2 separate regions of the Homo sapiens genome follow, and region 2 is linked to region 1. A link is a loop called in an ENCODE intact Hi-C map of the cell type or tissue named here. Cell type or tissue: sigmoid colon. All regions are shown on one strand. Each heading gives the region's core, and the rest is flanking DNA. Links, peaks and the distances in the headings are about the cores only. Region 1 has its middle 63 kb from the start of LINC02795. Region 2 has its middle 38 kb from the start of COL24A1.

Region 1 (16,398 bases), core at 6,434-11,433:
CTATCACTATCATGGAATAGGATGGGGCAGACAGGTTCTGATAGCTATTTTTGCACTATTGGTCAAATTGTAAAATATATCAAGATAAATTTTTAAAAAATTTCTTGGGGCCATAGAAGAGAGGAAAAATTAGCCAGAGTAATCATAGAGCATTTAACTGGCTTGACTAAAATTGTTCAGTTTACAAGGAGCCATTTTTCCAAGGGCAGTCTAGGTCTGGTATTTTGAAACCTTTCCCAAGCAGTCTTGCTTGGGTTCCTTTCTTTGATGTTTTCCTTAGAAAAACATTGGCCATTTGAAGGGCTTTCTGAAAAAAGAAAAACAAATAAACAAAAACAAACTCTACTCACAGCCTGCAGACATGTTATCACTCTATTTCTCTTGCCATATCTCTGGTACCAGTTTTCAAGTTATTACACTTTAAAAAGATAGTTCCTTTCTGTCTTCATCAACCTCAAGCAGAAGCCCTTGATAGAAATAGATTTAATTAGCAGCCCTCAACATACCCTCACAACAACAGAAAACAGTATTTTAAAAAACATAGGTTTTTCTCTACAAGTTTGTGTACTAAGGGACAAGATGACTTGCGTTTATTATTTTTCTGTTTTAAATGGATTTATGAGGTGGCAAGAGAGCTGAAGATACATATGTTTTATTTTATGGATATATATCATGTTTATCTTTTCTGGATTATTTTTTTCACACGCTCTCTTACTAAGGAAGGGACTTCTCCAAAACATAATTTTAAGAAGAGATATGTATGGGCTATTTATGGAAAACAGGTTTGGAGAATGTTTTCTGAATAATTGGAGTGAATGTAGAGACTATATGACTGCAAAGCTTTGCACATGGCAGGAAGGTAATTTGGTAATTTGGAGATTCATGGGTTAAAAAAGCCCCTTGGAGAAGGCTTGAAGACACTCCTATATCCTCAAAGACCAACATTATATTTCAGGATTCCCTTTGGTTAAATTTCTGTAATTATTTATAAATGTTAAAGTCTTCTGAATGAGTCAGAATTGCAGATTATAAGGGTAAAGGAAAAGATGAGACTTCTGAAATATTTTGTTGGCTTCTGAGGGATCTGAACAGAAACGAGTGAAATAGAAACAGAAAACAACAGAGACAATCAATAAAACCAGAAGTTGGTTCTCTGAAAAGATTAACAAAATTTACAAATCATTAGCTGATTGACTAAGAAAAAAAAAGAGAGAAGACAGAAATTAACAAAATCAAGGATGAAGAAAAGGCACATCATTACTGATCCTACAGAAATGAAAAGGAATGACTTCATGCTAACAAATTTGACAACTTATTTAATAAAGTGGACAAATTCCTAGAAAGAAGCTACAAAAATCATTAAAAAAATAGAAAATATTAATATATTGATAACAAGTAAATAAATTGAATTAGCAATTAAAAATCTTGCGGCAGTGCGCAGTGGCTCACGCCTGTAATCCCAGCACTTTGGGAGGCCAAGGTGGGCGGATCACGAGGTCAGGAGATCAAGACCATCCTGGCTAACATGGTGAAACCCCGTCTCTACTAAAAAAATACAAAAAAATTAGCAGGGCGTGGTGGCGGGCGCCTGTAGTCCCAGCTGCTCCGGAGGCTGAGACAGGAGAATGGCGTGAACCCGGGAGGCGGAGCTTGCAGTGAGCCGAGATTGTGCCACCGCACTCCAGCCTGGGCGACAGAACGAGACTCCGTCTCAAAAATTAATTAATTAATTAATTAATTAAAATAAAATAAATCTTCCAACAGAGAAAAGCCCTGGTCCCTATATAACTCTATTGGTGGATGCTATCAAGTAATTTAAAAAGGTAAAATAGTAATCCTTCATAAACTCTAAGAAAACAAAGAAAAGAACACTTAATTAATTCTATGAGACCGGTATTATTTTAACACCAAAGCCAGAAAAAGGCATTTCAATAAAAGAGAACTACAGAAATTCCCACATAAACATAGGTACAAAATTTATCAAAGTGAATCCAGCAACATGTAAAAAAAATTCTACACCATGATCAAATGGGATTCATCTGAGAAATACAAGGTTGTTTTAACTTACGAAAATCAATTAATGTCATGCACCATATTGACAGAATAGAGAATAAAATCACATAATAATCTCAATAGATGCAGAAAAGACATTTGAAAAAAATCCAACATCCTTTTATGATAAAAGTTCCACAAATTAAGAATATAAGAACATATCCTTAACTTAATAAAGGATATCTACAAAAAACCCATAGCTATATGATTCCTAATGTTGAAAAACAGAATACTTTCTCCCTAAGATTGAAAACAAGGCAAGTACGTCTTCCATCACCACTTCTACTCAATGTCGTATTATAGATTGTAGTGAGTGAAGTAAGGAGAAAAATTAAGTATTCATATTGGAAAGAAAGAACTGTCATTATTTGCAGAAAGCATAATACTATATGTAAAAAATACCAAAGGGACCATTAAAAACCTATTAGAATTAACAAATAAGTTTGCAAGTTCGCAGAATGTGAGATCAATATACAAAAATCAATTACATTTCTATACTAGCAACAAACAATCTAAAAATAAAATTAAGAGAATAATTGTATTTACAATAGCATCAAAACGATAAAATAGGACTAAATTTAAGAAAATAAATGTAAGACTTTTACACTTAAAACCACAAAATATTGCTGAGGGAAATTTTAAAATATCTAAATAAACAAAGAGACATCCCATGTTCATCAACTTAAAACTCCATATTGTCAAGATAACAATCCTCTCCAAATTGACCCATGGATTCAAAGTAATCCTTATCAAAATCCCATTTGACATTTTAATAGAAATTAACTAGTTCATCTTAAAACGTATACAAAAATGCAAAGCATCTACATTTACCAAAACAACTTTGAAAAAAAATGAACAAAGTTAAAGGACTTATGCTTCCTTATTACCGAATCTCAAAATTTAAGTCCACAGCAATCAAGACAGTGTGGTATTGATGTAAGTGGGTACTCCCTGCACACAATCAAGACCCTTGCAAATATAATAGGCATATGAATCAATGGAACAGGATTGAAAGCCTAGAAATAAACCCTTACATGTATGGTTATTTGATTTTGGGCAAAGGTACCATTATAATTCAATGGGGGAAAGGGTAAACTTTTCAATAAATAATGTAGGGATAACTGGATATCTACATGCAAAAATATGATCTTAGATTCTTATCTCAAACCAGACACACAAATTAACTCAAAATGGATTATAAAACTAAATTTAAGACCTAGACCTATAAAACTGGAAGAAATAGGAGAAAGTCTTTGTGGCCTCGGGTGAGGCAAAGGGTTTTTAATTATGAAAGGAAAAGCACAATCCATTAAATCCATTAAAATTTATAAAATTAGACAAATTTTAAATTTCTATTTCAAAATTTAGAACTTTATTTTCTTAATGGTGTCTTTTTAAGTGCAAACAGCTACGGACTGTGAGAAAATATTTGCAAATCACATCTCTGATAAAGAATGTGCACCTCTAGCATATATAAAGAATTCTTACAACTTGATAATACAAAGACAAACCCAAGTAAGAAATGAGCAAGATATTTCACCAGGAAAGATATATGGACTGCTAATAAGTACATGAAAAGATGCTCTACATCATTAGTCATTAGGGAAATGCAAACTGAAACCACAATGAGATATCACTACATACCCACTAGAATGACTATAATGAAAAAAAATACAGACAATACCAAGTGTTGATGAGCATGTAGAGAAACTGGAATGCTTGTGCATGGCTGGTGGAAATATAAAATGGTGCAGAAACTTGTAAAACAGTTTGGCAGTTTATTAAAGTGTTAAATGTAAACATACCACACAATGCAGCAATTCTCCCAAGACAAATAAAAATATATGTCTAAACATAACATGTATATGAATGTATGCATAAACATTATTAATAACAGTGAAAAACTGGAAACAATCCAAATGTCCATCAACCAGTGAATAAATGTTAAAATGTGATCTATCCATATAATAGAATTCTATTCAGCAATAAAAAGGAATAAGAAACTGATATATGCTATAAGGATGAATCTAAAAAATGTTACGCTAAGTGAAAGAATCCAGATGCAAATGATGACATATTGTATGATTGCACTTATGTAAAATATTCAGCAAAGGCAAATATAGAGAGACAGGAAGCAGATTAGTGGTTACCTAGGCAGAGATCAATTTCAAACAGACACGAGGAAATTTTTGTGGTAATGAATATGTTTTGAATTTAAATCTGGATTGCAGTGATGGTTGTACATCTCTATAAATTTACAAAAAAAATCATTGAATTATACACTTACAGTGGGTGAATTTTAGGATATATAAATTATATATCCCTAACATTATTTTTTTAAATAGTAAAAGAAAAATCATTTAATATTTCTTAGCTATGACAAAGCTGAAATTTTCTGGACTTCTTCCAATTTATTGAACACTAAATAAAGTGGCAGGTACTGTTTAGATCTTTATGAAAATTGTTTTTATTTACTTATCACAATAACTCTCTGAGGTAGGAATTATTTTCCCATTTTACAGATGAAGGAACAGCCAAAAATCCAGCCAGCAAAAATCCAGGGTCACTCAGCTAGTAATCTGAAGAGCAGGAATTTAAACCCCTACTTGTCTGGTGGCAAGATCCAGGCTCTAATGACTATGACTTGGTGTCTTGTTTGTCAACTTCTAAGCAAATTAATTCTGACTTTGTCTCATATATGAAATAGACTAACTCCCTCCAGTTCCTTCCTTTAAGATTTTTGTGGGCATGTGAGTTTATTTTCCTCCTTCCTGCCTGCGTCATTTTCTTTTCCATCTATTTCTGTGCTTCAGTTTTGTAAAATTTTCAGCTGTGTTTCAGATGTGTTCTAATCTTCACTTGCATCAGGTAACTGCAGCAGGCTTGACATCTTGCATTAACAAAGCAGAAGACTCCAGGCTATGAGGGAAACTTCTTTCTTATTGTTTGGAAAAGCCAGTTTTCCATAGTTTAAATTTTGCATTAACAGTAGGCCTATTGAGTCCACTTAATATGGCAACTTTTTGGATAAATGCAAATTGATTGTACAGTACATATTACAGAAACACATCTGTCTCTAAATGGGTTCACATGAGACATAGTTTATTCCACAGGTTAACTTTCTAAATTAAATCCTTCTCTAAAGTCAGAACACTAAGAAGAACCAGACTTCATAAATGAATAATGAATTTTTTCATTAGTAACAAAAACAGCTTAAAGTTGAAAGGTCTACTGGGTAGGTCTGAAATGTGGGAACAATTCGTAATTGAGGACCTAATGTTCCACTGAAAAAAATTCTCTTTGAGGTATCATCAGACAAACTTAAAAATTCTCCACCACTGGCCATTTCCAAGTAAAGATGCCAGTTTGATCACACATTTTAAACATGTGTCTGGAGAATTTTATGTAGCTTCTTTTACAAACTTAAAGACAAATATATTCTCTGTTACCAGAGAAAATTGGTCTTTTGGGAGGATTTAGAAATGGAAAAAATGTAGAAAATAATCCACAAATAAATACTGGGGCAGTTTCTATTTGTACCTATGCCTGCACTAGTTACATGTTAGGCTCTTTTGAAGACTATACACACGTTATGCATAAACACATTCTAGAAGAAAGGTAAGAAGAAAAAAATCATGACCAGAAGTTGATATAATAAGAAATCTAGGCCTTTTCACTGCGTATTTGTTGCTAAAGATTATCTTCAGGTAAGACCACCATGTAGCGAACCAGGCCCCATAAAAGACCATATTCATGGCCACTTAATGGGAAAATAAACCACAATGGTGTTGTTGTAGCACAACTGTAACCAGAGATGTATATCTCTATTCAGATAGAAGAGGTGCTTATTAATTTTTGCTTTAATTATTAGATAATTCCTTGGTTTCCATTCTGTTTTTACTTAAAACCCATTATAATCATCTTTTGAACATATTTGTCTAAGGGTTTACATTAATTTTCCTCTTTCAGAGAACAGGGAATCCAAAAACAACAATCTTAGCTGTTGTTGGAAAATAAAAGTGACCGCTGGGACTGTGAACCAGAGGTACAGGAGCTGGTCCATGACCCAGACCACAGGTTGGCAGTGGCAAAGGGCCTTCATCCTGCAGGTCCACGCCTATGGCCCTAGCACCACCGCTTCTGGAGAAGGATGGGCAGGAATGAGGCAGTGATTGGTCCTTCTGGCACTGTCCTAGGTAGATACTGTTTTCAATGTTGTCTGGACCATCTGGAGGCAGGGGTGGTGGGCACAGACTACAGGGGAAGAATTCTGTTAGAGCCTGCATTGTGAGATAATTCTCCCCTACTCTAGACTAGTGAAAGAGGAATGGAGGATGTGGGCTCCAGGACAGTTTGGTTCTTTCTTGATCAGCACCCCAGAGTCTGAGTGTCTAGAGGGGCTAAGTGTGCGTCTGTCCTAGTGTGAAAGCCTAAAGTAACGCTATATACATCTCAGTGTGTTTTTCCCACCATGACCTGCAAAGTGGTTACAACTGTTAATATCCACATTTACAGATGATGCTTCTGAGTCACAGAGGGGGCAAGATGCCTGCCACGAGATGACGAAGCTAGGATAGAACCCTGTCTCTTCACCCCCACTCTAATGACCCCTATATTAAACCACACTGACTCTCTGAAATCAGTATTGCAAGAGGTGTTTACTATTCTTTCAAATGTAGTCATGGGAAGGAGACGGGACTCTAGTTAAGATAAGAAGAATCCTGTTGTAGCAGCAGCATACAAAACCCAACTCTGTACAGATGGTTTTAGCATTTCCCCTCGTATTCTTTCCCTGTTCTTTTTCTTGGTTGGTATCTCACTGTGTGTGTCCTTGGAGACCAAGGTAGAACTGCCAATTGCCACTCTGGCTGAGGGGCTCCATGGTTTCCATGCAGAGGTAGGGGTTATAACTCCACATTTGAAATTTAGTTTGGATTGAATTTTGGGCCACAGTTCTTATATCCAAAAAGAAAAAAAAAATTCTTTGCGAGGATAATTTTTTAAAGTTTTCAAGTTTAGGAAAAAAGTCACAAGTCCAAATTATAAATTATTATTATTATTATTATTATTATTATTTACTTTAGCCATATGTTACTACATGGAGAAATTATGATTATTTTTGGTTATGTTCATAAACATCTTTTTTCAAAGATTATTATTCTAATAACACAGGTCATGACTGTGGGAGCATTGTCAGGAACTGCTCTTCAGGAAACTGCTGAAAATGTGATATGGACATAGAGGAGCTCACATTTCAAGAGTATCTGTATTGTACTATTTTCCCAAAATATCTTCAAGGGACTAACCTGTCCTCTATCCATCTCCTTAGTGGGATTTTGCATACAAGAGGCTCTTGGGAGTGCACATAGTGATAACTACCTAAACAGAGCTTTCAATATTAATCATTGTTTTATAACATTTTGAAGCTTGAAAAAATGTTATGTATATATGCTATATATTAAAATGCTATATATAGATATATAGCATTTTTCAATGCTGTTTATTAAAAGCCATATATACACATGCATTTAAATGGCTTTTATTATCCTTGTTATATGCAGGAGAACTGAGGCTCAGCAAAGCAACTTGTCAGACTCTCACATAGCTACTAAGGGACAGAAGCAACTCACAAGTACAAGCTATATTCATGACATCCAAATGTGTCTCACAAATAATTCTTTATAAAATACAGTCTCTCATTAGTTAGATCTCTTTATTTGGATATGCAGTGCCATGTGGTACTAAAGCTGTTGAATTTGCCCTGTGCTGGATTTGGTACCGCCTGTAAGATGGAATGCAGATATTTCCCATCATGTCACAGTACCTGGGATGGGTTCTGTGACTTAATTTGGTGAAGTTATCATTCACCAAATTAAGATAGGTAAAAATATTGAATTGTACTTAAATATCTATTTCTCTAGTCTTCAACATGCCCTAATTTGCTGCTGAGAATGAGAAATGAATCAGAAATGAAGAATCAAAATTGTCTACCACCTGCTTCTCTCAAGTCTGCTGTGAGACTAGCACAAAGACAAGCTACTTTCACTCTAGCCTATTTTCTGTGAGTTAGAGGCAATTTACAGGTTCCCCTTCCTGCATCATCTTAGAACTTTACTCAAAATTTTTCACATAGCATATTTCGTATTCTATTATGATTTTTGTTTATACTATATTTCCCCACTATATTACGGCCCCTTCTGTAACAGAGACTCTTTATCATCTGAACAGCACAGCCCATGGTGCAGAGTGTAGACTTCACTGAGCATTCATTGAATAAGCATGACATAGGGAGATGCACCATATGAATAAATTCAGGGACTATGGAACATTTGCACTAAAGCATCCCCATGTGGCAGGAATCTGTCAGATTAGAGAGGTGTGCTGGTTAGATCCACTGCCTAATCTGTTTTTGGCTAGGAGAAAATGTTCTAGATAGATAAATGATACTTCTCTCCATTTAAGTTTTCCTTTTCATGTCAAAGAGAGTCTTTGTTTATAGATACGATGCTACCTTTCCATTAACTGGAGGGCAGGCACACATCTGTTTTTCCAAGAGTGGGAATGAACTGAATCAAACTATTTACATTTTCTTACCTTTCTCCTACCTGATAGCATTATTTACAGGCTGATAATCCCAGAGTAAAAGTGTAATTTGAGGTTAGCAAGCAAAAAAAAATGCTTATGATGAAAAGACTCCATCCAAATCAGGCTCAAGGACAGTGAAATACCTGTTACAGATGAGCATTAAAAGAAAAGGCTGTCACCATGATGACCAAAGATGGGCTAGTCTTTGGTCTCCAACGTGGATCTCCAATATTGTGAGTAAGAGGCTGGGATACAAGTATCTTATTGAAAAATCTAACATTCAGAGCCATTAAGAAGTGGGATGGGTCTGCTTTTCTGACTCCAGAGCCCATCACTAGCACTTCTACAGCACTTGCTGTTTTTAAAACACACACGTTTTCTTAATTAATCCCCATGGAGGAAGCGTAACACAGCTGTTAATGGTTCATGGTACAGGCTTTAAGTCAGATTGCCCTGGGTTAGAATCCCGGCTTCCACGTAACTTCTAGGTTACCTTGGGCAAAATTTAACTTCTCTGAACACCAGTTTCCATCCATAATGAAGATATAATAATAGTGCCTACCTCGAGGGTTGTTAAGATTAAATGAGATAATTACATAAAATATCTGGCCAAGGTGCCTAGCATCTAACAAGTGCCCAATAAAAGTCAGCTGTAAATGATGTAAATCATATTCTCATAATTTACAAAACATCTCTCTGCTTCCCCATTCCCAGAGAACAATTATGATAGGCAAATGCAGGAAGCAACTCCAAATTCAATGCTAACTCCATACCAGATCCTAAGCACGTTGGCTCAGAGCCTGACAGTCTCTCTTTAGTCATAGTTCCCACTGACTAGAGTCAGCCTCCTGCCTATGTTAGGACAAAGCCTGCAGTTTCTCCTCATCACATGACTTTTCTCAAAACTTTGTCTATCTCATATTCCTTCTCCTCAGCCCTGGGCAAGACATGACACAGGCCATTGGAGCAAGATGTTTCATGAAGTCAGCAAGGAAGACAGTTTTTCTTAGACTATTTTTTGGAAAATAAATTCCTCCTTTCAAGTAAAATAACATCGACTGAAATCACTAGCCTATGCCAGAGACATCAGGGCATTGTTAAAAGAAAAGCCTTGACTAAGCAATGTTTATAATTTCAGAGTTGTTTGGAGTTTACGGTATAATTTATGCCATGTGTTCTATCATTAACAGTTTTAAGACCAACCTGTTTTTTTACTCAACAGAGTACAAAACACCCACTTATGACATGGCATCTCCTATAGTATGGAAAACACACTCTTTCATTGGACTGGGAGGGTTCCTTAGAAAACCATTATTTGTTGGTTACCATTTCCTTTCAACCGTCTATCTGGCTGAAGACAATAAAAACAATTTAAAGAGAAAGGAGTTCAATTTCAGAGTCTACTTGCCCGGAATTCGTATTGTGAGTTGTCTGTTGTTGGATAGTCTGGCTTGCTGGTAGGAGCCTGCCTTGATTTGTGTTTAAGAACCTGGAACATCTCTGGTACCGAGTAAAGCCTCAGAAGAATCTTTTAAGAAAGCTTTCTGGGATAGTGAGGCAGTCTTTATGAGGAGCAGCAGGGAGGTCGCAGCTGTAAGGAGTTGAGCTCATCCTCCTATCCACAGAGTTGCCAGAAGTGCATTGTTGAGCCACCACAACACAGATCCCTGAAAGGGCTCAGTGCCTCCTCAGAAGTCTGTATGAAATATGGGCTGCATAGAATGAGGAAATTACTAAGGAATAATAAACTAGTTGAACATGTAAAGGACTTTTTAAAAAAATCTACCAACAAAATCCTTTGAAAATAACATAAGACACAAACACACACACACACACATACACACAGACAGACACTCCAAAAACCTAACCTCTGCCTTGGTTTCACTGAAGAGGAATAATACTTGAAATGTTACTTGTACAATGTCACAGATAACATAATTAGGTCTACAAGGTGGGACTTTGATGAAAGGAAACTATTTGTCCCTAACTTATTTCCACATTAGTGCTTCATATTCATGATGCAGCATGATCTCCAAAATTACCAACAGCTCATCTGTGTGCTGACTCTCTGGCTTTCGCAAGTCATGGAGGAAGTATGGGCTTTGGGAATCCCATGACAAATATTGGGACTGGGAGTGTGAAGGATGCAAGATAACAGACATCCAAACCACACATCCATCCCCTGAGTCATCCTCAGCACCTCCCCTCTTTTATACCCACATCTAGTTATTCACTGAGTTCTATCTGCCTCCTAGGAAATCCCTTAAATCCAGCCCCCCTTGCCCTATTTGGTGCCACTGCCATGATCTCTTACTGGAGTGTTTTAATAGCCTCCTCACTGATCTCCCTGACTTTTGTCCTTTTCTACTCTGTTGTCTGTACCACCCCTCAATGATCTCCCTAAAACACAAATCAGCACAAATATGATGAAAGTATGCTTTTGTTACTCCCTTGCCTGATAATCTCCACTGTCCTGTCATTGCCAACAGGATAGAGTTCAAATTCCTTCTAAGAGCCTTTCCAATAGTCTGGGAATCTCTCTCTCTCTCTCTGGGTTCTGTTATTGACGAGTGTTTGCCCTTAATCTCTCTGAGCTTCAGCTTGCACATCCATAAAGTGGGGTTAATAATAATACTGATCTCATAAAGTTGTCATGGGGCTGCAATGAGATACCATAAGTACAAGTCTCAGCATAACCAGACACGGAAGTGCTAAGCGAATACTGTTATTATTGTCCCTAGCACATAGCCTTTACCTTAAACAAACTGCTGTTTCTGAAAAAGGCCACGATGTTTTATATCTCAGAGACTTTGTACCTATTGTTTTATTAATTGACTGATTGATTATTCACTCATCAGATATTTATTGACTACCTACACATGTTGGTGGCCTCAGCACCAACAATTTACTGAGTGCCAAAGATACAACAATGAACAAGATAGGATATATACTAGCTCTTCTAATGTTTACATTCCAGAACTAAAGATCCAGGCAATAAAATAAATTATTTTTGTAAACAATGTAATATTATGGATTTAGTATTTAATACTAAGTAAATGAATATGAAAAATCAATATAGTTTTGTGCTTGAAGACAATTCAGGCTAATAGAATCTAGTGGCAATTTGAGCTACTCTTTTCTAGAGATGAGAGCAGCTTTCTCTGAGACAATGACAAGAAGGAGCCTGCTGCAAGATGTCTGGAAGCACTGAAGCTGCTATCTTCCAAGAAATGATGTTTAGTCAAAGCCAAATACATGTATAAAATCTTAGGTTGTATTTTTGTTTTTACAAATAGTTTGCTAACTCATTTGATATTCCCTATGGTCTTTACATATAATGCTCATAATGATAGTCTTAGTTGGATTGTGAAAATCATTTTCAGCAACATATTTTTAGAAATCAGCAACATTTGCTGTTTTTATTTTAATTAGCATAGATTCTTTACATTGATTGTACAATATGCCAGTTCATATATTTTAATTACAGGTATGAGTACAGGCAAAATAATTATATTCATAATAAATGTTATCGCTTATTGAGCTTCTACTCTCAGGCACTGTGCTAAGAACTCTATGATTATTATTTTAAAATCACAAAGCAATGCTAGGATATAGGTATTATTGGCCCGATTTTGCAAGGCTAAGAATAACTTGCCTAGAGTTATAGCTGGTAAGTGGTAATCAATATCTAAATTCAACTTTGACTCCAAGGCTATGCTATTGCCACTGCATTACAAAGGATTATATTCTAGTTAATGTTTAGCTTGTCGGTAAAGTAATGACTCATACAATATTAGTTAACAGTGATCATCTGATACCAAACATCATAATAAAAGGCTGTCCTCAACATCATTAACCAAAATGAAAATTCAAATTAAATCATGAGATATCACTATGAACCAGTAGAATGGCTAAAATTAAAAAAAGACTTATCATACCAAATGCAGGAGAGGATATACCTAGTCTGACATTCTCATACATCGATAGTGAGAATGTAAAATGGTACAAACACTTTGGGAAAGGTTGGCAGTTACTTACAAAGTTAAACAGGTACTTACCATATGACCTTCAATTCTGCTATTATGTTACTACCCAAAACAAAGGAAAAGCACATGTCCACACAAGGACTTGTATATTGATGTTCATAGCAGCTATATTCACAATAGATCAAAACTGGAAACAACCCAAATAGGCTGTCAATAGGTGAATGGAAAAATTGTAGTATATCTCTATTATGGAATATTACTCAGTAATACAAAAAGTTGAATCATTGATGCATGCAATAATATTGACAAATCTTTAAAAAATGTTGAGCCAAAGAAGCCTGACATAAATGAATACATACTGTTTGATTTCATTCATGTGAAATTCTAGAACAGACAAAACTAATTTGTAGGGACAGAAAGCAGATTACTAGTTGCCCAGGACCAGGTGTGGAGAGAAGGGAGAAGAAAATATTTGGAATGATAGAAATGTTCTATATCTTGATTGGGGTGATGAGTGAGTATATTTGTACACTTTCAATTAGTATGTTTTATATTGATGTAAATTTGAATTAAATAAAGTTGATAAAAAAAAGATTGTCAAATGTTTGATACCTCACAAAGACTGAATGCAAAGAAATCCATTACTTGTGTGAATAGCTAAAATAGCCAATTCAGTCATTAAAGTTAAAGTTAAAGATGACTTCACACTTTAAAGTGGGTATTTTAGTGTTTTAATTAATTAATAAATTTATTTATTTATTTATTGAGACAGAGTCTCACTTTGTCACCCAGGCTGGAGTACAGTGGCGCAATCTCAGCTCGTTGCAACCTCCACATCCTGGGTTCAAGCAATTCTCGTGTCTCAGCCTATGGAGTAGCTGGGATTACAGGCGTGCGCCACCACATCCAGCTAATTTTTGTATTTTTTTTTAGGAGAGATGGGTTTTGCCATGTTGACCGGCTGGTCTCCAAGCTCCTGGCCTCAAGTGATCCGCCCGCCTTGGCCTCCCATAGTGCTGGGATTAAAGGTATGAGACACCATGCTCAGCATGTTTTAATTTAAATTGAAATACAACCCAGCTAGTTTGAGACATTATCTAGCATTCCTGTGTGCCAAGGTCACTTAATGATTTCTTCTGTTACAAACAACGTACTAGACCTTTGGACAATGACAGTCTTCATGAAGAAAACAAATTTTTATTATTATTATTTTTTGAGATGGAGCCTTGCTCTGTCACCCAGGCTGGAGTGCAGTGACGCGATCTCAGCTCATTGCAACCTCTGCTTCCCGGGTTCAGGTAATTCTCCTGCCTCTGCCTCCCGAGTAGTTGGGACTACAGGTGCATGCCACCCCATGGCCGGCTAATTTTTGTATTTTTAGTAGAGATGGGGTTTTGCCATGTTGGCCAGGCTGGTCTTGAACTCCTGACCTCAGGTGATCCACCCGCCTCAGCCTCCCAAAGTGCTGGGATTACAGGCGTGAGCCACTGAGCCCGGCCAGAAGACAGATTTTTAAAAAGACAATTACAACATAGGGCAATAAGCATTTTAACAAAATTATTTACAAAGTGCTATGGGGCACAAAAGAAAAGTTACACAATGTTGGCTTAAGCAAATGGGTGGAAAAGGGGCAGACTTGAAGGAGATGATGAGTTTCATTTTGTACATGTGAGCTAAAGGTGTCTCTGATATAACAAGTGCGGATGTTGACTAAGAGTTTGGATGTAAAAATTTGGAGTTCCCTTGCTGCTAAGGGAAGAGATTTGTGACTTACCAGCACGCATGTGGTGGTTGAAGTCACGGAAATGGATGAGACTGCTAAGAGAAAGTGTAGGATGAGGAGAGAGCTGAGACAGAAATACGAGGGAGGAGGAGGAACCTTTGGAGAAGTCTGAGAAGGAGTAGCCAGAGCTGTCATGGAAACCAAGATAGAGAGAATTTTGAGTCAGAGAGAGTATTTCCTATGTCAACTGCTGCAAAGAGATCAAGGAAGATAAGGATTTAATAACTAGATGGACACAGATGAGGGCCGTGGAAGTGGGAGCAGAGGCCAGACTGAATAGCGAGGACGTGGAAGCAGTGAGCTGTAAAAGGCAGACGTAGCAAGAGTCAGAGAGGACCATGGGGTGGGAGTTTAATAAATACCGAAAAGCCTGAACCCAGAGAAGTGAATGGCTGACCTTTCTGATAGACTTGATTGTAAAATTCAGGCAAGCATGCAGATTTCATCTCTACTCATGAGAATTCAGTTAGCAAAACTAATTCAAATATAAAACGGAAAATCTTAGCTTGGACCCAGGTCTGGAGAACCACCCCTACAACTGCCCTTTGTTTCCATAAAATAACAGCTACCATTATTGAGCCCCTCCAAGTGCCTGGCACCGGGTTCATGACTTCTGTAGACTGGTCTTTGTGGCTTGTCTGCCTCTGGGTACCACAGTAAGTACAAACTCCAGATACTTTTTTGTTTGTTTTTTTTAAGTTATTTGAGGTGAAAGAAAAAGAGACTGAAATCAGAGGCCAAACACCCATTAGAAGAATGCTGTTCTTGGAAGGCACTTTGATAGAAATTATTTTCATGCAGAAACCTAGCTCCTTTTTGGTGCTGCCCATGCATTTAAGGTATCACACCAGTCCTGTAGCCCCAGGGCCAAGCCAATAGCTGTGCTGAATCGCCCCTTGCGAGCATGGAATTGCCACTGTGTGTTGCTTCCTGCTGAAGGTGGCCACTGTGGCCGCTGCTACTTTCCTTTTGGAGGCACGACATGCAAAAGTGAGCATTAGTCTGGAGAGTGAAACTGGCTCTATTTTATTGCATTTCAAATCCTAAGTAGAAGATTAAATGTTCTACATGCTCTGCTATTAAGACCCTAATTCCAATATTTATCACTCCTGCCAGGGTCTCAATTTCCAACTACCAAATGAAAGGGCACTGCATATTAACCTACATTTGGGAGCATTTGTGAGTACATGCCATCAAAATTCTATTTATGCTTCATAATCACATACATTGCTCAGTGTAATTTATATGTAGAGACTGTTTGCTTAATAAAAAGAGAGCTAACGATTTTTGTTTGACTAAAGCATGCAGTTAAAAAGATTTCCAAGGCCAGGCGTGATGGTTCATGCCTGAAATCCCACTACTTTGGGAGGACGAGTCAGGTGGATCACCCGAGGTCACAAGTTCGAGACCAGCCTGGCCAACATGGTGAAACCCCATCTCTACTAAAAATACAAAACTAGCCAGGCATGGTGTTGCATGTCTGTAATCCCAGCTACTTGGGAGGCTGAGGCAAGAGAATTACTTGAAACCGGGAGGCAGAGGTTGCAGTGAGCCGAGATAGCGCCATTGCAGTCCACCCTGGGCAACAAGAGTGAAACTCTGTCTCAAAAAATAAAATGAAATAAAATAAAATAAAAAGATTTCCAGTAGAGTCAGTTATCCAGCATGCTTTTAATTTAGCCCAATGCTACCTACTTTAATTTGCATTTGTTCTTTCAATGTGCTCAGTTAAAAATAAAATAAAACTATTATCTAAGATAATATCTTTAATTTAAGGTTTTAATGATTTAATGAAAGCAAAACTAAACAACAACAAAACCCTCAATAACAACCCAGTAAACATTTAAACCAAAAAGTTATAGACCAAAAAAAAGTCCTATTCTACTTAAGGCCAGGTTAGAAAAGAATCTAATCTAATAATCTAATGTACTATAGCTAATGTATATAAATGCAGAGTTATTCCTAAGCAATGTTTCTGTTGTTTTAGGGTAG
Region 2 (16,398 bases), core at 3,979-8,978, 65 kb before region 1:
GGATTTTTTATATTAAACTGACATTTCCTAAACATAACTCAACTTGTAACTTTTAAGTAAAAAGTTTTCAAACACCAAAATTGTCACAATATTAAAATATTTTCCAGCCATATATGTGTGAATGTGTATATGTGAATTTTAAAATAAGTATTAAGCCTACTAAGTGAATAATAAGAAAACAGATTAATATTAAATTAGACATTATCTAAACTTGGACAAACTGGGTTTTTTTCCAAATTAAATATGAAACCATCAACCCAAGATGATTAGGAGGAAAATGATGTAATAAAATCAACTTTTAAATAGCTATAACATGTTGCATTTCCTAGGAATCTTCAAATGTTTGCTTAAAAATGGCCAAAACATTTGAAACAAAAGATAAAGTACCAAAACAACTTTTTGAAATCATATTTCTCAACATTTATAATTTCCCCATATTCTCTACATTTAAGGGAAAATTTACTTTCCCTGGAAAGAAACTTCATTTTTTCAAAAAACCACTCCGGTATTTTCCTTGCTAGGAAATAAGCCAGATGGTTCCAACACTCGGAATTTTTACTCAGGAAAAATTCAGAAATACAGGAAAACTTCATTAATTCTTTTGGTACTAACAGCCATTGTAATTTCTATAAGTTTTCTCTTTGATGAAAAAAGGCTAGTACTAAAACAGAAAATAAAGAATCTGATAACCACCAGCAAATAGTACCTGAGATCAGTATGACATTCTAGAAAGAGACTGGACTGGGCTCAAGATGCATGGATTTGCTGCTAGCCAAGGAGAAGAGAATATATTCCACAGATACCTTTTTCAAATGTTTTACTTTAGCTGTACCATTTGATGATTTTGACAAATGTACATACCTGTGAAACCATCACCCTAAACAAGGTATAGAACATTTCCATTAACTTAAAAGTCTTCTCATGCCTCTTTGCTGTTAACTCCCAGCTCCCTTACACACACACACGCACACACACACCACATCCCCGACCCTGGCAGCTACTGATTTTATTTCTAGCACTATAGATTAGTGTTATCTTTTCTAGGATTTCATGTAAATGGACCCATATAATACCCTCTCTGATCTGGCTTCTTTTTGCTCAGATGTTTTTGAGACTCATCCACGTTTTTGTGTGCATTGGTTTTCATTTTTCAGCAGAGTATATGCCGCTGTGTAAATATACCATAATTTATTTATCCATTTAACTGTTGATGGACTTTTTGGTTGTTTCCAGCTTGAGATTATTATAAATAAAGCTGCTGTGGATAATCTGTCATCTATTCTATTTATCTCGCTATTTGTTTTCCTTCTGTTCAAATTTTTCCAAATATTTTATTCCTCTCTTTCTCCTTTCCTGACGTCATTTGGGTTAATAAAATGTTTTTAGTATTTCTTTTGTTGCCTCTATTGGGTATGAAACTTCACCTTTTTGTTATTATTTTTAAGTGTTTTCTCTAGCACTAATAATAAATGTATTTATCAATGGCTATTTACAGTCCAATAATTTACCACTTCACTCTTTATACCTGACACTCATACTTCCCATTTGCTGCTTTTCATGTCACAAGTGTAATAATCTTACAAAAGTATAACTCCACTCACCTACCCTCCCTTTGTTATTGTTGTATCTTTTACTTTCACATAGCTACCAACCTCACTTTATATTATTTTTCTTTTAAATGATGACTTTTATACTTACCCATTCATTTACTATTTCCAGTGCTCTCCATTTCTCACTATAGATTGAAGTTGTGTATGGTATTATTTCCATTTAGCCTGAAGAATAATTTTTAGCATTTCTTATAGTGCAGGTCTTCACTATAAGAATTTTGAAGGATATTTCAAAAATACTTCAAAAACTGGATTGACAGTTCTAAAATTTTTATTTCAGCACTTTAAAAATACAATTCTATTGTCTTTTGCCCCTCGTTGATTCTGATGAGAAGTTAGTCATTTTTTTGTATCATTGTTGTCTTGTATTTAATGTGTCTTTTTTGTCCTCAGCTTTTCAGATTTTCTCTCTTTGGTTTTCTATATTTAATTATTATGTACCTACATAAATTGTTTTCTTTATGTTAATACTGCTTAAATCTTGGATCTAAGTCAATGTAATCAAATTTAGGGAACTTTCAGTTAGTATATTTTCAAATAAGTTTTCTCTACTCACTTTTTAGGACTCTATTACATATACCTTAGATCATTTGATATTGCCTGAAAGGCCCTGAGCCTCTATTCATTTTTCTTCAGTTCCTTTTCTCCTTTTCACATTGGGAAATTTTTTATCTTCAATTTTTTTCTCCATTCTTCAGTTTCGAAAGTTTACCTTCAATTCTTTTTCTCTGTTCTTCAGATTGGAAGACGCTTGGATCTTTCTTCAAGATCACCAACTCTTTTTTCTGCTATCTACAGTTTATTACTAAGCACATACAGTGACTTTTAAATTTTAATTGTAATTTTCCACTATATATTTTCCATTTGCTTTTTTTAAAAAAATAGCTTTTAGTTCTCTGCTGAGATATTCTATCTCTTCCCTCATTAAGACTATGTTTTCCAGACTGGGTGCGGTGGTTCACGTCTGTAATCCCAGCACTTTGGGAGGCCAAGGCAGGCAGATCACTTGAGGTCAGAAGTTCAAGACCAGCCTGGCCAACATGGTAAAACTTTGTCTCTACTAAAAATATAAAAATTAGCCAGGTGTGGTGGCACACACCTGTAGTCTCAGCTACCCGGGAGGCTGAGGCATGAGAATCACTTGAACCTGGGAGGCAGAGGTTGCAGTTAGCCGAGATCTTGCCACTGCTCTCTAGCCTAGGTGACAGAGCACAGCTCTGTCTCAAAAAAAAAGAAAAGACTATTATTTTCCTCTACTTATTTGAACACATTTTCCTTTGATTATTTTAACATACTTATAATGGCTGCTGTAAAGCCTTTATCTGCTAAAACTAACAGGTGAGCACTCTTGGGGCTGGTTCATATTAACCACCCTTTAGTTTTTTGACTATGAGATTTGTTTGCATGTCTAATAATTGTTGTTTATGTACAAACTTTGTGGAAAATTTATGGTGGAGACCTTTGATAATTATCTCCTTTTGAAGAGTGTTGATTTTTGTTCTAGAAGTAGTTCAACTGCTGGCCCATCAACTTGAATTTAGGTAGGCTTAGTCCTATACTTTGTTAGCATGGATCTGTGGAAATTCCAAGGTGTTTCCCAAGTCCCTACTATGTGGCTGTATTCATCTCTACATGAGAACAGTTTGGAGGCTGAGGCTTCATCACAGTGGGTCTTGAGTAGGTCTTATTCTGGAGGGTGGTCCTTGTTCATAAGTAGAGCCTTACTGGTGTTTCCATTGAATGACAGAGATATTAATGACATTAACTCAGTCCCTCCATTCTGGTTGGGGTGGAACTCTAAAGTCCTCCAGCATGTTTGGATATCAGCCTTGTACTAGGGTCAAGAAATTTTCCCCAGATAGAAGGCAAGAGTGAGCTTTCCTTCTCTCAGAGATTACAGTTTTGTGATGCCTATTGTCTAATGCTTAGAAATAGTTGCCTCATATATTTTATTCAGTTTTATAGTTGTTTGTGGCAGGACAGTAGTCCTGTGCCAGTTATCCAGTCTTAACCAGAAGCAGAAGTCCCCCATGGGTATACAATGGCTTTGGTTTCTGGCTTGGATGACTAGGTGGTAATGGCTCCATTAACTGCATAGGAAATCTAGGATCAAGAGCAAGTTTAGGAGGAACAATGATGAGTTAGTTTTTGTTCATGTTGCATAGAAGGTATGAGGGAGGCTCGTAGACATGACAGTTTTATGCATTAACAATTAACTTAAAATTGATCACCATTTGTGCATGTATAGAGTGTTTCTGTTATTTTACCTTTAAGTATTCTCTTTAAATAGTAAAAAAATACAAATAACATTGATTTTGACCTTTCCTTGAGTTATTTTATAATTAAAACCAAAGTTATAGTATAGAAAATGTTTGCAAAGACTTGAGAATTTTTTTCTTTTCCTTTTTATGAGGAGGGAATGAGCATCTATTTAATCTTGTGGTGAAACCATTTCTCTCCTTTTCTTCCGCCCTCCATGAGTATCATCTCTTGGCTACTGTAGACCAGATTTACTCTCTCTACCACACAGTGTTTCCATTGAAACAAGTCCTCCAATGAACCAACCACAAATGTGAAACTAAGGTACCAACTGAACTGGAAGAACATGAGCAATAATGATGAATGTATTTGCGTGTTCCCATGAGCTAAGGAATTGAAGCAAAAAACACTCTCATTGTACAACTCTGAGCCATTCCTGTTCCACTAAAAGTTTAAGTTTTCCACTTGTAGAGTAAAGGGCAATTGGGGATTAAACTGTAAAACTCCTTTAGCAGTTCAGGAGTAGCCACTGGCAAATAAAAATTATACCATTCCTATTTCTGCATAACTCCAGAAGACGGCTTCTTGCTTATATCCAGGTCATGGCATTCCTTGTTAGTAGCTGGCAACTAAGAGGAGCCTTAAGCCAAAGGTCCACAGTGATTTGTATCTTCAGGCTTCCCTTCTAAATCTGTTAAATGCTGGTCCTAGACAAAAGGAACATTTGGTGCTACAGGCTTACCAGTTTCTTCTTCTCCCTTCTCCTCTTCATTCCCTTTTCCCACCTCTTTCCCCTACTCTGTTTCTGACTATGTCATGTTCCGCTCTTGATGCTACACAGATGCATATTAATTTAAACTAATCTTGATTGCATAAAGACAAACAGCAGAGTGCTATTGCTTGCTTTGAGGGTTAGAGAAGGTGAAATAATTCATGATGTTTTAACATTCTTTAGCTATCTTGGCAACTATTAAACAGTAGGCTGCTCTAAAGTCTGTATTTGTTTACTTATTTAACTATTTAAAATTCTAGTGCCTAACCCATGGAAAATGTCCTTGACAAATCTTTGCTATTGAATGAACATCAAGGAAATACACCTGTTCCAGTTACTTTGGAACAGGGAACACTAAAGAAAGGAAACATATTGGCACACAACTGGGTAGGTTGGCTTCCTGCCTTAGTGAAATGAAACAGGAATTCTTTACCAAAGAAATAGATATTGAATCTTGGACATATCACTTACTACTCAGCTGCATGACAATGGACAACCTGCTTAATGTCTCTTGGTGTCAGTCTTCTCATTTGTAAAATGAAGGTAAACTTGTACTGACTTCATAAAATTATTGTTAAGATAAAAGATTAGCACTACATATATGCCAGACACGGTAAGTTCTTTATATATAGTTATTACTGTAATTATTATTGTCATTATCAAATCATTTTAAGAGAATAAATTAATAAGAATAATAATATTCATCAATACCAACCAGAAGGAGTAAATACACCTACTTTGGTTATTAACCAAAAATCTGACTTAGATCAAATTTTTCTTCTAGAAAATAATAAATTAGTTTTTGTAAAAGATTTTGAAAAACTTGTAAACCTATTCTCATGATGGAGGTAATATTCAGATATATTTACCTGATAACTGTAGTTGATTGAATTGTGTCCCCTGAAAAGCTATGTTCAAGCCCTAGCCCCTAGCACCTGTGAATGTGACCGTATTTGAAAATTGGGTCTTTGCAGATGTAATCAAGTTATGATGAAGTTATGGTAGATTAGGATGGGCCCTAAATCCGATAACTAGTGTCTGTGTGAGAAAGGAGAGGAAGATTCAGGCTTGTAGTCACAGATAAACAGAGAAGGTTGCCTTGTGAAATGGGGGCAGAGATTGGAATGACGCAGCTGCAAGCCAAGGAATGGCAAAGAACACCCGCAACCACCAGAAGCCAGGAGGAGACAAAGAAGGATTCTTCCCTCAAGGCTTTACAGAGAGCATAGCCTCCAACACCTTGATTTTGGACTTTAAGCGTCCAGAACTGCAAGAGAATAAATTTCTGTTGTTTTAAGCTGAGATATTTGTGGTGCTTTGTTTTGGCATTCCTAGGAAACTAATATAATCACTTCAGAAGCAGGGAACCATTTTTTCTCCATTTTTAAGTTCATTGTGAAACAAAGCTTTAAAAATATTTTCAGTTGGATTTTGTTTAAAATATATGGTTTGTAGGCAGGAACTTCACACTTCATTTTCCTTTTAAACTTTTTTGGAGGGGAATGATATTTATAAACTATGGAAAGACAACTACAGAAAGAGGTGTTTTAAACATGGGGATGTGGTTAAGTAGTGTTAGTGATCTTGAAGGAGTGTGAGTTACATTCTAATACTGTGGAAGTCTTTATAATGTTTTCCAGGAGACCATGTTTTTGAACTCTATGTGCAGGAAACCATTATATGGGGGAAAATATTGCTTTATGGGTCTCTGGCTGGGAATTATGAGTGTTATGTATGAGAAAACATTGAAATTGGGGAAAGCGAGAGACATTATAACAAACTGATCTTGTGTGCTATATTCCAAAATGTCAAATTATGAGAGTGTTCATTCAAATTCATTCTTATGCAATTGCTTTTGTTCACATTTTTGAAGTTGTTTTCACTTGCATTTTAAAACAAACACAAAACCTTTCACCCAAAAGCACACAGTGCTTTTTGAGATATCCTAGTTATACTTAGAGGGTAGAAGGCACAGGGCCAGCTCCCTAACTTATGAACAGACACTGAGGTCATTAAGTAGCACAGAGCATCCAAGATTTGGTCACCAGATAGTAGGGAAGAGAAGGAAGAGCTCTGAAGTTACATAGAGTCCAGATAGTTGTAGGATATTTTCCAATTCAGTTACATTTATTTTACCTTTTAATTTTCTTACCTACATAATGGAATAATTCTTACCTTGTTGATTCTTAAATGGATTATTTGAACTAATATATACAAAGTAGATAGAATAATACCTAACATAAATAGCTCAATAAATGTCTTTTCTTCTTCTTCCCTGTTAAATCTTTAACACACACCTGAGATCACCTCTCTGCCTTTATATCCTGGAACTGGGGAGGGGCTGGATGAAATGCCAGCATCACAGACCCAAGTGATGGTTCAATGACTAGGCAATTCCAGCATCTGCCTTAGCAGCATGGAACCTGTTAGATTTCCTTTGGATGGAGTGGAGGCTTTTCACCATTCCAAGCAGTGCCTGGGATTGTCTATTCTAGGTGTATTCACATTCTGTCCCAGCACTTGCAGAAGATTTCTGCTCACTTTGCAATTCTGGCATGGTGCGAAGGAAAGATTACTAAATTGGGAGCAATAAGAAATAGGCCAGGTAAATTTCCCTAATCTATCTGGTCCCTAATTCTGTCACCTGTAAAATAAGCAGGGGGGATTAGATTGATCTCTGGGATAATTTTGGAGATGTTTTAGCTAAGATATATTTTGGAGTCAGCCAGCCTTTGGATTGAATCTTAGCTCCATTCCTTAATAATCATTGGTCTTTGATAGGTCATTTAACCTCTCTGAACCTTAGCTGCTCCAGTTGTAGAGAAAGTATCTAATTTGAAAGGGTTATTGTAAGTTCAATGAGAAAAAAAATATTGGAAGCACCTGGAACAAATCAGACATTCAATAAACGTTACCTTTCACTAGATCAGTGGTTCTTTAACACGAATCAGAATTACCTAGAGGGCTTGCTTAAACACAGAAGTGGGCCCTCCAGAATTTCTGATTCAGTAATCAGGGCTAGGGTGGGACCCCCAAAATTCACATTTCTAACAAATGCCCAGGTATTGTTGCTGATCCAGAAATCATTCCTGGAAAACCACTCTCTGGACCAGGGTTTGGCAAAGTATAGCAAGTGGGCCAAATTTGTCCCACTGCCTCTTTGTGTAAATAAAGTTTTATTGGAACACGGTTATGCTCATTGGTTCACATATTGTCTATGGCTGTTTTTTCACTGCAACATCAGAATTGAGTAGCTGTGGCAGAGACTTTATGGCCCACAAAACCTAAAATATTTACTATCTGGTCCTTTACAGAAACGTTAGCAGTCTGCTCTAGACTGTCACATGGTATTCTTCCCGAGGAGTTTTGGGGGCTCTGACAGAGAACGAGGTTTTTCAAGCTTTTTAATTAGTATATGAGATCACTAAACATATTCATTGTGTGTTTATGATAGCAATGCAGCCACTTACTCTAAAATATATGATCACAAGTCTTGCTATCTCAAATGATTATCAAAAGCAAAGAGACAGAATTGCAGTTTTATGGGGGTGATTCATTAGAATTAATGACAAAACTAATAGGACCTTACCCAAATCTTTTCTTTTCCAACAGTCCTTTGTGGAGCCTGAAAGGCTTTTCTGAAGTGGGAAGGAGATCAAAGGTTCTTTAAATCAGAAAATCCAGCTTATCATACTAAGGAATCTCTGTGGTCAAGCTTAAATTTTTACCCTGAGTTGTTTGTCCTGAGTCTGAGGCTCTCCAGAAAAGTCTTAGGAAATGATAGGTTCTTTGGGGGATCTGTCATAGTGTTGTTTTGCTTGTGGAACTTTGCGTTCTAATAATATTTGAACTTGAGGCACCAAGCACACAATGATGAAATACAGACGCTCCCTTGGTGGCATGAACACGGTGCCAGTCAGCTCCACGCTCTTTCCCATCTTATTCCAATTGCACTCACTCTCATTCTATATTTTATCAACACTTTTTCCTTTTGCCTCTTAAAAGTGCAGTAGTCTTGGAGTCAGGCAGATCTAGATTCAAATCCTAGCTTTTTTTTTTTTTTCTTTTAGAAATTGTGGGCCTGGGCCTCCATTTCCTCTTTTCTAAAATGGGCTAATAGAATAAAATAGATATGGTGGACATGAAGCATTAGTGTCTGAAAAGTTCCTTGCAGAATTCCCGGTGCTTGTAAAGGCTGCATCAATGTAAGAGCTTTGTTTTCCACCCCCACCACACCCACCATTTTTTGCACTATGTAATGAGACTAGTAATCTGTCTTTATTTAGTCCTTTAAAAATGGTTTCCTAAATAATAAGAATCTGAATCCTTTAAGATGAATTGTAGCCCTCACTCGGGGAACTGCCATCAGTGAAAGAATCAAAAGCAGCTGGGAGCAGGCAAAGACTTTTCTTTAAAAGGCAGTTCAGGGAGCTGGAGAGTGCCAGAGGAATCACTTAGGCCAGGATAAATTAATTGCTGCTGGGGAGCAGTTAATTGCTGTGGGAGAAGCCCTGTGGTGCTAATGAGGCAATTTACACTTGGGTTAAAAATAGTCACTAAATTCAAGTTGAAACAGATGGGGTTGAAAGTAATGACAATAGCCTGGGGCGATTATAGGTAGCTATAGGTGAACACATTAGTATTTAAAGAAAATGAATTGCTGAATTAGTGAGGATACAAATAAGATTTTAAAAAAGAAACGCCATCTAAACATATTTGCATAGGCAAGAGATATATAGATAGTATTATAGTTTATTTTGATTAAACATGGGTGGATGGAGAGCTTATTCTTGTAATCTGTACATCTGTACAACTATGTCTCCTTTCTAGAAGTAAGTCAAGCTATCTTACCAATATTTCCCCAACGCTATATTTCCTGGCGACAGCCTTGTAATTGTTGGTGAAACCTCTATAAGCCTGTCCATCATTGCAATGGATCCAAAGTTGCTAAGCAAAACCATTTCTTTTAATCAAAACCAGACTCTGAATTTTAAATTTTGAAGGTAAACCTCTACAGTGCAACTCTCATTTCTCTTTGCTTCTCTGCTGTCAACCAGATAAAACATTTTCCCATACCCTAAGCAGGCACCCTGTATTTCTTGATTCCTATTTACATAAATTTGCTTCATTTGTTCATCCCAAACACTGCAACCCCCTTCTCCAACACACTTATAGAGCAGCAGAGATCGCCTTGAGTTTCAGTATTCCTGTTCATCCTGGTAGATTATTGAGAGGTCCTGCAAAAGTCTTAAAACTAGTACAAAGATGCTTACATGACAATCTGATCTCAGCAACATCTCACTGGTGCCTGCTGGAAACTTCATTAACAAGATTACAATGATGATTAAGACATGAAGTAATCTATTTTTCTCCCAAACAGAAAAGCTTTACAATCTGAGAGCAGAAATACTTTGAATTCGATGTTAATTTTATAGCAGATTTTTCAGGTGGTTTTACAGATAATGTCTTTCAAAGTTTCCTGTAACCTTTAAGTAAACAACTAGGACTTCTTAAAAGCACTGGAGAGCTGAATTAAGGATAAAAGGTTAAGATATGCTTTGTCTACTAGAATGTGGTAGTTATAGAAATTCATCTGGTTTAGAGTTTAAATTTCCACCCTAGTCTAATTAATCAAGAATTTAAATTTCAGAAGGCAAGGAAAATTTGAGTAGGTTGATTTGACCAAGGTTGGCCTGACCAAGATTTTTTTTAATCCAATTATTCCTAATTTATTCCAGAATCTTTCTTCCTGAAAAGGGTTTATGTTCAATTGCCTGTAAATAATAATCAATGGAGCTATAAGTTAACTTATTTATTGTTTAGATGTTGCAGAAACATTTTAGAAACATTCATAAAACACGAACAGTGACAAGAACAGTCACTTCAGAATTTATCTAGCATTCTCAGGAATTCAACTATGTCAGGGGACAGCTCGTATGGTATTGTGACATCACCAGATGAAAAAAGGCACCACTGGAGAAAAAAAAAAACAGCCACCATAGAGAAAGGAAATTACATATCTCCAGGTAGAAATATTCACTAAAAATGGAAAACAATTATTTAAAAAGGAAAAAAGGCACGGAAAAGCCACTGAACAGGACTAATGGGGAAGCATTCCTTCCACCACTGATGCCTTGCATGGCCATTAATTTGCAATAGTCATCTTTCAGTTTTTCATGATTAAAATCATGGAGGTCTAATTTCTCAGAATAACTGGATCAGTGGCAGAGAACTTATCAAGAGGGTCAGACAATTACACAATGATCTTAGGACAATGTGTAAAAGGCATCCTGATGATTACAATGATGTCTTTGTTTTATGCCAGATCATCTTAATTTTATTTGGCCTCCTTGATGCTGGCGTTGGAAATCACAAACAGCTGTTATTCATCAGTGCTCATTTGGTACATTCCACACAGCCCATCAGTTGTGAAGTGCAATCAATCAATCCCCCAATTTTTCAACAACCACAGGGCCAGATAAGATATGCTTTCTTAAGACAAAACAGTTTCTGCTCTAGCTAGCAGTGTTTTACACTAGCCATGTACCTTGTTCTTATCTATTAATATCATTTTTACCATTGCCCTTAACACCCCCATGACTAATAATACCATGTGCCTAATTTCAGGCCATGCCCTTGTCCTCATCTCAACTTTATTAGTTAACCCAAGTCTTGTTTTCTTGAGTGAGTGTCACAGATGGCAATCTTTTATAATTAGCACACTGGTCATACAGATTCAGTATTGTTTAGTGGATGGTAGGATAGACTTTTTTGTCTAGTGGCCCATGTGCACTCCATTTTCTCCCATCCACTCTGGGACCCCCATTAATAAAAATGTTATGTTCCTATGTTGAAGAAGCTGCAAAATATTTTTTTAATCATGCATATATGTGAGTAGGTATCCTCGGGGGAAAAATTGACTACATCAATCCATGATATCAATATTTTCATAAGGCATTATAGGTAAAACATTGTGAGGAACTCTTAGTGGCTTCCTAAAAAAGACTATTATAGTTAACAATGTATGTTTTAGGTAGTAAAATACCTAATAAATATTTGTTTATCAAATCCCATTTAAATTGCAGTGAGTAAAATTCCCTTTACTATAAGCTAAACTCAAGAAAAAATAAAAATTAATAAAATATTTTTGATATTAATTCTTCCAAATGCTGGTTAATTTGACATGATTTGACTAATTTATTTCTGTAACAAAATTAATGAAAAAATTTACAGTCTATGAACTTGGCAATAGGGAGGGGAAAAAAAAGGTGAGACTGAGGAAAAATTAGCATAAATTAAGGTACATGGGGAAACAATTGAGATGAAGCAATTTTCCAATATTGAAGAAATAGCATGCAGGCTGTCAAATAAACTTAAATGTACCTCCTTGTGCCAGACTTGTAAGGTGGAGAATGCTGACATTGCTACTGGAGAACTTAGCATGACTCAACTATGGCTACCAACCCCTGTTTTGTGGGAGAATAACATTCATTAGCTATTATTAGTGATATTGAGGACATGACATCTTTCTTCCATCACTTAGTTACTAAGAAAAATGAGATATTCTAAGCCAATTCATCTGTAATAATGTAATGCCTGGTGTTTTCCTAAATCCACACCACCTCAAGATTTACTTTCACCCTGTGGTGTTGGAGCAATGCTGTCTTTCATAAGGGTAATCTGAGAAGTTATCCTTTGAATTTAAAACTCCACTAATTGGGCTCAGATTTGGGCCCCTAAATGGCTCTATCTCCTAGTCAAGTTCATATCAGCTGTCTCCATTGGTAGCTGTTCCTCAGAGACCATATTTCTATCTTGATGCCAGCACTTACCTGGTCATAACTAAAAGAATTCTATTTCCTCACCTGTATCCCTATACTTAAATGAAAGAGATTTATTGTTTTTGATTGCTGAATCAAAAGATGGTTTAATTGCTCTTCTGATTGCTAGCAAGTAAAGAAAGGCTAGTGAATTTAGTTAAAATCTGAACTTGATGCAGCAAGCCAATTCAGAGATAGGTTTCTGCAATCAAAATTAACTGCAACATTGATTGGAATTAAGAAAAGGCATGGGAGTAAAGGTTAACATATCTTGAAAAGAATAAGAGTCTTAGAGGGAAAAGTACCTCCCCTCATCTATTTTCCCAAGACATCTTTCAAGGATCTTTTTGAACTAGGAATCAAGACCATTTTCCTTGTTACAAAAGGTCTATATTCCTAAGGCAAAGGGCGCAGTGGATCTTACATTCTAGAAGTTTATATTGACAATGCCAAGCTTTGATATTGTGTATGTAGTGTGTATGCTAGGCAATTTGAAATAGGCCCTGTGATCTCAACAGTTGTCAATGATAAAACTTTTTTTTCCTGAACTTCAGCATGAACTTCTGAAAACTATTTTTTTTTCTTACATCTACTGTCCTACTGCCTAGACTTTGTAGGATGATTGTCCCATCTGTTTGAATGAAAACCCTGACTTTGGCTGGGTTTGGATCTTTTATTTATTAATCTATTTTTGAGACTCAGTCTCACTCTTTTGCCCAGGCTGGAGTGCAGTGGCGCGTTCTCAGTTCATTGCAACCTCCGCCCCCCGGATTCAAGCAATTCTTCTGCCTCAGCCCCCTGAGTAGCTGGGATTACAGGCGCACGCCACCACACCCAGCTAATTTTTGTATTTTTAGTAGAGACGGGGTTTTGCCATGCTGGCCAGGCTGGTCTCAAACTCCTGACCTCAGGTGATCTGTCCGCCTCAGCCTCCCAAATTGCTGGGATTACAGGCGTGAGGCACTGTGCCTGGCCCGGATCTTATCTTTTCCCACCTCAACTCATCAGATGATACCCTAGCCCATCAAACCACAAGGACCTATCTGCTTCTTCCCAGACTGACTGACTTCCCCTTCTCTGATCCAGTTGGCTACCTGGGCTCCCAGTCTGGGATTTCCTATTGCTGCCTGGCCCATCACCATGAGTTATGAAAATGTGCCAAGTACTGCAATATATTAGACTTCAATTGCTAAGAATCCTGCTTCAGGACGGAGTGGGTCATGCTGATTATCTTACTAAGTGATAGATGCATTCATGGCTTCTGTCTCTGAGGAAAAAAATACACCACCTTCTTGTCAGAGCTAACAAGCATAAGTGAAATAAAAAGTTTGGGCCACATAATTTCAAAAATCTCTTTCCAATCTAAATGCTGGGTTTCACATTTTATATATAAGAAAACCGAGGCTCAGGCCGAGTGCGGTGGCTCACGCCTGTAATCCCAGCACTTTGGGAGACCGAGGCGGGTGGATCACGAGGTCAGGAGATCGAGACCATCCTGGCTAACACGGTAAAACCCCGTCTCTACTAAAAATACAAAAAAAAAAAAAAAAAAAAAAAAAAATTAGCCGGGTGTTGTGGCGGGCGCCTGCAGTTCCAGCTACTCGGGAGGCTGAGGCAGGAGAATGGTGTGAACCTGGGAGGTGGAGCTTGCAGTGAGCCGAGATTGCGCCACTGCACTCCAGCCTGGGCGACAGAGCGAGACTCCTTCTCAACAAAAAAAAAAAAAAGAAAAGAAAAAGAAAAAGAAAACCGAGGCTCAGAGACATTGACTCTCCAACAAAAAGAGAAAAAGTTAAGTTGCCTGTTACTAAAAGTGGAGGTACCCCCAGTTGTGTTCTGATAAATGTTTAGCTATCAGGTTTTAGGGGGAGAAAAGTCCTAATTAGTAGCATCTCTGAGGCGTAATTCTGCAGTGCTAATTTCTGTGTTGTAGATACTCCCATGATAGCTGATTTCAAATTACCAGTGTAAGCCAACAAGCTGCAAAGTTTCTTAAACTTTAACAGTCTCCTTTGGGAACTGGTATCAGTCATTTCATTTCCAACACACCCCTGACATAGTTCTGGTTTCATAGGGATAATGGAAGGACTACTTACTTGGTTTCATTGCCCTGCATTCTCTAACCTTTACAGGTAAGGTCACTTAACCCTAACCTGTAGGCAGGGCACCATTCCAGATTTGGAGACTAATCTTATCCTCAGACCGGGGGAGCATGAGGCCCCTAAGCTGGTGATTCACTGATTCAGCACTGAGTTCCAGGCTTCCTCACACCCGCCGTTCCTTGCCTTATTCTTTAGTTGTACCGTGAAAATATCCAGTCTCCTCGGGGACTGGCTTACTGCCAAAGAACGCTACTCACCTTAAAACGTGGGTTTTCATAGACGGTAACTAAAATCCATCCCAAGACACATTTATGAGTTTATTTTACTCTACTTTAATATTTTATCCAGTTGTGCAGGTGAGAAGTGAAACACTGTGAGAGGCAGCTGCAGCTGAATTGGGGAAAGCAGGGGTGAGGGTGGTTTGAGAAATACTCACAATGAATAAGCTTCCAGATTTCTAGCCACTGAAAAACGTGTTATTTCTAAAGACATTGAGCTCCTTTATCTTCTTTCACTTCTGACTTATAAAAGACTAAAAATGCATGAAAGCCTTTGATGCTGAGTCAAAGAAATATCAGATAGAATTGTGGACCTCCCTCTTGAATAAAAGACATTCCACTATGATGTCATCAAAGATATGTTGAATTCAAAATGTAGCCTAGGAAACTCTTCATGAATAGCTATGGTTTGGGTACAAGAATTTTAGAAATACTGACTCTGGCATAAAAATGAATGAATAGTCATACATAGCCATGACCGCAGATCATAGTTCACTGAACAACTTGTTAACAATTCTGAGAAAATCAGTCTAACAATAGAGAAATAAATAAATTATAATTCATCCAGTGAAAGAACTATTACACAAGCCTTTATTATAATTATGAAGAGCACACAGCACATTAACACAATTTGTTAAGTGAAAAGATATAAAATTGTGTGTCACTATGAGTATAACAAGATTTTTAAATGTGCATAGGGGAAAAAGCTCTAGGAGAAACTTCCAAATCATTACATTAGGGTCGATGAAATTGTTATTATTTGCTTTTTTGTCACTTTCCAAATTTTCTGCAATGTGGTTACATCGTTTTTATACTAAGAGAATACCTAAGTTAAAAGCAAATGATAAAATAAAAACTTCACAGGCATCCTGGAATCCTAACCAGGACCCTGACTACTGTTGTGAGCACTGAGAAAGCCCTTGCCCAGAACAGGACCCTCACTTCCCTTTTACAAGCCTTGTGGCAGCCCTCGTCACATCTCTGAGACCAGAAATACCACTTCAAATACAAAAACAAACAAACAAACTTGTGGCCAAGTTAGGACATTTGGGACTAGTAGGTGTCATGCATGCTCTTTTCTCAACTCCCTAAGGAAGGGCCAGGCTCCCTTCTTTGTCCTGCTCTTACTGCTCAGAAATGCCTCACCTCAGGTGCCATCTGCTATTGACTACCCCTTCTATTTTACTATGGTCTCTGGATCCTTTATTCCAATGCTGACTTCCTTACATCTTCAACCTCTTCAGACCTGTGAGCCAAGAGGAGGACTTGGCCCTCTCCTGGCTTCCCTCAGTGGCTTCCAAACCATTGATGATTCCCACTCTGGTAAAAGTTTATCCTTCCTGAGCCTCATATTGTTCCACAGTCCCATTTCTAGCCCTCCTTGGTAACATCATTTACTGTCTCCTGCAGACTTTCTGTCTTTCACTGAAGACTTTGGTATACAAATCATTATCTCCCTCTTCACCCTCACCAGTAGAACCCAAATCTGGATCAATGCTGCATCAGCATTCTCTATCCCTATGCCTGGATGGCTAAAAACTGATGACAAAGCAAATA

The links. Hi-C counts contacts between places; a loop is a spot of excess contacts. Peaks named below come from ENCODE experiments on the same cell type or tissue, not always from the same donor. Only the 100,000 strongest peaks of a DNase experiment are listed, where the experiment ranks them.
Region 2: a loop joins it to region 1, with 2.3 times the contacts of the local background. A loop is called at or near these places in 2 of 110 quality-filtered maps.

What each region holds. Positions count from the first base shown.
Region 1 is chr1:86,248,833-86,265,230 of GRCh38, forward strand. No RefSeq gene overlaps it. Among named protein-coding and RNA genes, the nearest start is that of LINC02795, 63 kb to the right of the region's middle. In sigmoid colon, for the core only: no CTCF peak of the experiment used is centred there; a DNase peak (open chromatin) is centred at 9,449.
Region 2 is chr1:86,186,367-86,202,764 of GRCh38, forward strand. No RefSeq gene overlaps it. Among named protein-coding and RNA genes, the nearest start is that of COL24A1, 38 kb to the left of the region's middle. In sigmoid colon, for the core only: no CTCF peak of the experiment used is centred there; no DNase peak of the experiment used is centred there.